2 separate regions of the Homo sapiens genome follow, and region 2 is linked to region 1. The links are chromatin loops, found by intact Hi-C in ENCODE. Cell type or tissue: B cell. All regions are shown on one strand. Links, peaks and the distances in the headings refer to the core of each region. The heading gives the core; the rest is flanking DNA. Region 1 overlaps LOC107986381 (a long non-coding RNA gene). Region 2 overlaps RAB3C (RAB3C, member RAS oncogene family).

What was found. Hi-C counts contacts between places; a loop is a spot of excess contacts. Peaks named below come from ENCODE experiments on the same cell type or tissue, not always from the same donor. Only the 100,000 strongest peaks of a DNase experiment are listed, where the experiment ranks them.
Region 2: a loop joins it to region 1, with 15 times the contacts of the local background. A loop is called at or near these places in 8 of 110 quality-filtered maps.

The regions. Positions count from the first base shown.
Region 1 is chr5:57,296,902-57,299,716 of GRCh38, forward strand. LOC107986381 (a long non-coding RNA gene) reads right to left here. Exons shown (of 2, transcript XR_001742513.2): 1 at 2,324-2,815; 2 at 1-914. Among named protein-coding and RNA genes, the nearest start is that of RMEL3, 97 kb to the right of the region's middle. In B cell, for the core only: CTCF peaks have their summits at 1,498 (motif pointing right), 1,883 and 2,181 (motif pointing right); DNase peaks (open chromatin) are centred at 1,500 and 2,200; H3K4me3 peaks cover 1,120 bases.
Region 2 is chr5:58,848,767-58,851,581 of GRCh38, forward strand. It overlaps RAB3C (RAB3C, member RAS oncogene family), which reads left to right. Exons shown (of 5, transcript NM_138453.4): 5 at 2,398-2,815. The coding sequence ends at 2,585. Among named protein-coding and RNA genes, the nearest start is that of PDE4D-AS1, 190 kb to the right of the region's middle. In B cell, for the core only: CTCF peaks have their summits at 1,753 (motif pointing left) and 1,953; a DNase peak (open chromatin) is centred at 1,725.

The DNA of each region.
Region 1 (2,815 bases), core at 150-2,649:
ATTAAATACCACTCCTGGCCCTCTTCCCGCGTTATATGTGGTTTTCCTGAGATTTTCTGTGTATTTGCATGGTTATATATGTACTTGGGGAGAATTCAGAATTTTTTAAAATACATGCTACCACGTTGTACGGATCTTTCTATAATATACCTTTTCACTCCACAGTGGTTCTTTTTTTTGTTATGTGTCCATGTTAGTAAATGTAAACTCTCTAATCCCTTTTTAATTGCTGCATAGGATGCCTTAGCAAATAACCATCTATTTAGCCATTCCTCTACTGACGGGCAGTTAAGACTCTTTCTATTTTTTAGCTATTAGAAACAGTGCCACAGGGGCCACTCGTGTACAAGCCTCCTTGAACGCATGTTTATGTTTCTCTAGGAGAGACACCACTAGTAAAATTGCTGGGTAATAGTGTATGACATTTGAAAAATATTTTTAAAGTAGATTCAGGCCCAGTGTGGTGTCTCTCGCCTGTAATCCCGGCACTTTAGGAGGGCGAGGCAGGAGGATTGCTAAGGCCAGGAGTTTGTGATGAGCCTGGGCAACATAGTGAGAGTTCACTTCTACAAAAAACTTAAAAAAAAAAAAAAAAAAAGAGACTACAGTATATTCTGTAGAATTGCCTTTAAAAGAGGCCATGACAATTTACATTTTATAATCTGAAGGATATTTAAAAAATTATTGTCTAATTTAAAACAGGCATGTCTTAATTAATAAAAAACAAAGAAAATCCATAAAATTGTTCTTGAATTCCCTTTGTTCTCCAAATGTGAAGAGATACATGGATTTTCACCTTTCCTGGCTTCCTCCAGGGAGTCCTCCCAGGTGAGCAGGAGATGGAGAAGGTAGCTTCGGACAGCAAAGATTAATGAGAGTCTTCAGAGAGCTTGTTTCTGTCCCCTGGAACTTACCTGATAAGCAAGAAAAAGTTACAAATTTACTACATATTGAGTATGCCTAGTCTCAAAATCTGAAATCCAAAAGGCCCAAAATCTAAAACTTTTTGAATGCTGGCCAGCATAAAATAAATGCTCCTTGGGGCATTTCAGATTTTCCTACTGGGGATGCTTAGCTAGTGTAATGTAAGAATTCCAAAACCCAAAACGTTTTGAAATGCCAAATACTTCTGGTCCCAAGCAGTCCCAAGAATTTCGACTAAAGGATGCTCAACCTGTATTTGGTGTTTTATTTATAGTTCCAGCATGAGAGAAAGGCATCTCTGAGTTTCAGAAAAGATTTTGGTTGAGCATATGAAAATATTGGCTGAAGAAAGAAAAGGCCTTTAGAATTTACAGAAACATGAAGTGGAAATGGCTCTTCCTCTGACTTAGGCAGTGAATGTAGAACACACCCGGAGAGCTTAATGGGATCTTTCACAGAAATGAAACTCCTCAACAAATGTTTGTCAGCTTAGGTGAGGTTCTTGGCTAAGGCACCAGTAGTGGACTTTGATATTCTTTTACAAGTGTATCACTCACCAGCAGAGGGGGCCAAAGAGCTTTCCACGGTTTGGAAACTCCCTGGCGTCAGAGAAAGCATCGGTATCACCTTTGCCTAATAGTGCAGCATATAAAAAATGTTTAAATTTGGTGTCCAACAAGAAATGCCATAGCAGTCATTTTCTTAAATAAGTAATTTTAACGTATATATGGAATGACATATGCACATTGTTAAAATGCAAATACAAAGAATACAAGAAGGCTTTTTGTATATAAAAACATAAAATGTTTTAAAAGACAGCGCTGGGGCTAAGACTCAGAACTATGTGTTTTAGACACTGTTCCCCCAGTAACCAGTTTGGAAACCTCCGGGATAGCTAATGGCTTCCCTCAGATAGGGAGTTGCCCTCTCCTTAAAAAGTCCCTGCTGGAGGGACAGAAAGGGTGACTTTTGTGGTTCTGGCTTTGTCCTATGGCCCTTTGGATTCCTTCCCACCTTACTGATCATGGTAGTGGAGTGGGTGGTGGCTGGAGGAGAGGCAAAAAGAGCATGTTTCTGTTCTAAACAACTGTCATACAGGGGCTCTGTGTTGATAAAAACACCCATGCTTTTAATTTCACATAATTTGTGGTTTAATTTGGCTATTGCAGTGACAGTCAAGAGATGATTCTCTTTGGAGAGGCTGAGAAGAAAAGGAAAGAGACTAATCAGGGTGTGTTAAACTTTTTTAATAAAAAACGAACACTAGGGGGCAGCAAACCACTGTTCGGAGGAGCGTCTGCACAAAATTTAGTAAGGCCGAAAGATTGTTTTCCTGAACACGTGATGTGTTTGTTAAACATCCTCTAAAAAGGGATGTCTGCTGTCAGGCTGCTTTTACCTGAATGGTAGTTTCAATCTTTAGGCGGTCTTTACTTTTCAGTTTCCTCCACACGTTCCGATACCTGCCATCTTCTCATGGAGCACATTCACATGTCACAATCAGTGTTTCCGCACTCTGGGCTTCTTAAAGGGAGCCCTCCTAGTGCCTCCCACAAAGACCGCTAACATTAATCTCCAAAACCACGCACCTCGTCGGGGAACAGGCGGCCTGAACAGCTCACTTCCTGTATCTTGAGGGATGAGGAGCTGGAGGTCTCCACCCGCTGGGTCTCTGTATTAGTCTGTTTTCACACTGCTTATAAAGACATATCCGAGAGTGGGTAATTTATAAAGAAAAAGAGGTTTAATGGACTCACAGTTCCACGTGGCTGGGGAGGCCTCACAATCATGGCGGAAGGTGAAAGGCACACAAGAGAGAAAAGAGAATCAAGCAAAAGGGATTTCCTCTTATAAAACCAACATATCTCCCGAGACTTAGTCACTACCGCGA
Region 2 (2,815 bases), core at 221-2,720, 1.6 Mb after region 1:
ATAAATAAGGAAATTAAGGATTTTTTTTAAAGTGACTTGTTCATGGTCCCAAAGCTAGAAGTGTTGCTAAGTGGGGCTAGATCCCACATCTTTTGACTGATAATCTATCTCTCACCATATCATGATGTCTCCTTCTCAGCATGCTGAATAAATAGGTGCCATTATTTCTGGCACATTGTCTCTTTAATAGCCACATATTCTTAGGGTTCCAGTTAAGGTTGAGAAGCTGAGATCATGTTGGCTTCTGAGATCAAAGATAATTTTACTGACCTCAAATTGTATACCAATATGATGATAGGGTGTTGAGATGCCCAGGGTAAAGGAGTCACATTTGATAAAACCTTGTGTGGATTATCATCTTTTCATAATGGCTAAATCTTTTATGATACCGTTCAAGCTCAGTGACTTCCCAAATCATACTAATAAGTACAAGAAGTGTTAGCAAAAGAGATGAAAAAATTGAACTTGTAAATGAGACCTTTGTACCAAATTCTTGGATGTTTTTTCTTCAAAGGCTCATTCAGGGATCTTGAATTCTTCAGTGGGTTCTTGGTATCTTATGACATAAAGCATCCTCCCATTAGGTCTGGGAAAATCACCACAAGCATGCCAATAGTTCTGATATCTTAGCAACAAGGATCTTGCTTAGATCCATGCTTGCCTTTCCCCAAATCTGGATTGAATTACTGGAAGTTGAACGATCTAGCTCTAAAGACTGCACAAACATTATAAAAGAGAGCTCTGTTAACACCAGATGGCCTTATCTGCAGATTTTTAAAATGTAGACTATAAGAGAGCCATATAAGCATTGTCCAGAGAGACAAAAGGAAAGAAAAATACAAGCCACAATGGTTTGAAATATCCAGCTCTATTTTATAGAACCTTGACTCTACTGATGTTCTTCAACCCCAATCCTGCAGTTATTCATGTGGATTTTAACGAGAGTAGCTAGTGAAATTCAAGCTCAGATGTAGTCATTGAACCAAATAGTATAACGACTAAGTTGGAGATTTTAACTCACGACACTTGCCTTTTGTTGTCTAGCTTCAATACTATTTAAGAAAATAAGTATTTCTAGGTTATTTGAGGGATTTTGACATGGATGCAAAATATTAATCTGTTCTTTTTCCTTTGGCCCCAGGAGCTGGGATGAAATCACATGATTTCATCATTTTGAATCCATGCGGCTCCTCTGAGATAGGGCCAGATGTAACCAGAAGGATTTATAGGGTGTAAAATTCAGAATGGATTAGAAAAGCCTTTCTATGTTCAGCCCAACACATCCTAAATCAACGTCCCCTGAATGGACCAGAGCAATCTCTGGCTGGCCTAGTGGGGAGGTTGTCATGGCAACTGACTGGCAAGCTCAGCCAGTGGAATGTGAATGCAAACAATAGAGTGATAAGACTGTGTACAGAGCAGCATACTAAGGCTGCTTCTGCCCAGGTACAGTGGCACATAGGTGAAAGTGTGAAACTGTTGCTGCATTTTGTAACTTCTTAACAATCTCTGGCAGCTCATTTGAAATTTACCAAGTGCCCTTTCCCAGATGTTGGTAAAAACATTCCTGCTGATAGATAACAGAAGCTATGGAAAAATCAGCACCCAGCTGATAGGTGCAGAGGTATACAAAGCCCTGGAGGGCTGTTGGAATAACACTACTCAAAAATTTTCTGAAGGAGGTTGAAGCAGGTTTAAGGTAAATCTTATGACTCTTCAGTGCCATCTTGTGTCCTTTTAGATACTGACAATTTACTAGAAGCCCACTCTCAGACCGATCATTAGGCAGCAGCAGGGCAGACATGGAAAAGTTAGAGCTGGATTATATTGGAGCTTGGTATTCCCTTTTACAGCAGAATATGCACACCAAGCCTTCTGAGCTTTAAATTGATTTAAAAAATTGAAATTAAAAATTTTGGTAGAATCTGGAAATAAAAACAGAATAAGATGCCAAATAATGCCATGAAAAGATTGCAAGAGTCTACATGGTGCGCTAGGGGTTGAGGGAAGGGATGGAAAATCTAGATTTAGTGTTGAAGATTCTTACAGATAGATTTGGTATTGAGGATTCTTACTGTTGTCATTACTAACTCTTGCAATAGAATATTTTTAATCTATTCAGTCATGCTGATAATGCAAATGAATCAACAGAGAAAAATAAAATGTGAACATCACCAATTCCACTTTATAACTCTTTTGTTCATGGTTAATGGAGTAAGAGATGGTAGCATTTGCTTAAATGGTACCTCATGCCCACCTCTAATCTCTTACCTACCCCAAACCTACCACCCACTGATGTCTCACCATCACCTCATCACTATTGAAAGCCATAATCAAGTCCCATTTAATTTCAGAAATGCAAAATAACCAAGATGTGTTTCTGTGTGTTTCTTCCAGGGTTTGAGTTTTTTGAAACAAGTGCCAAGGACAACATTAATGTCAAGCAGACATTTGAGCGCCTTGTGGATATCATCTGCGACAAAATGTCAGAGAGTTTGGAGACTGATCCTGCCATCACTGCTGCAAAGCAGAACACGAGACTCAAGGAAACTCCTCCTCCACCGCAGCCCAACTGTGCCTGCTAGTGTCCCCGTGCACACAGGCAGCTCCAGGGGGCTCTGGTTGCCAACAAACAGCATTTGTAAATGGTCTATTAGCCTTCATTTATACTGCCTAACAATTATTTGAAGGAATAAATTGATGTCAATGGCTCGTACGCATTCAATTCTTGGGAGCTTTCCTGTTTAATATGTGGCAAATATGTGATCTTAAATTTATAAGGACTATCCATCTATAAACATCTGGTACCTGCATG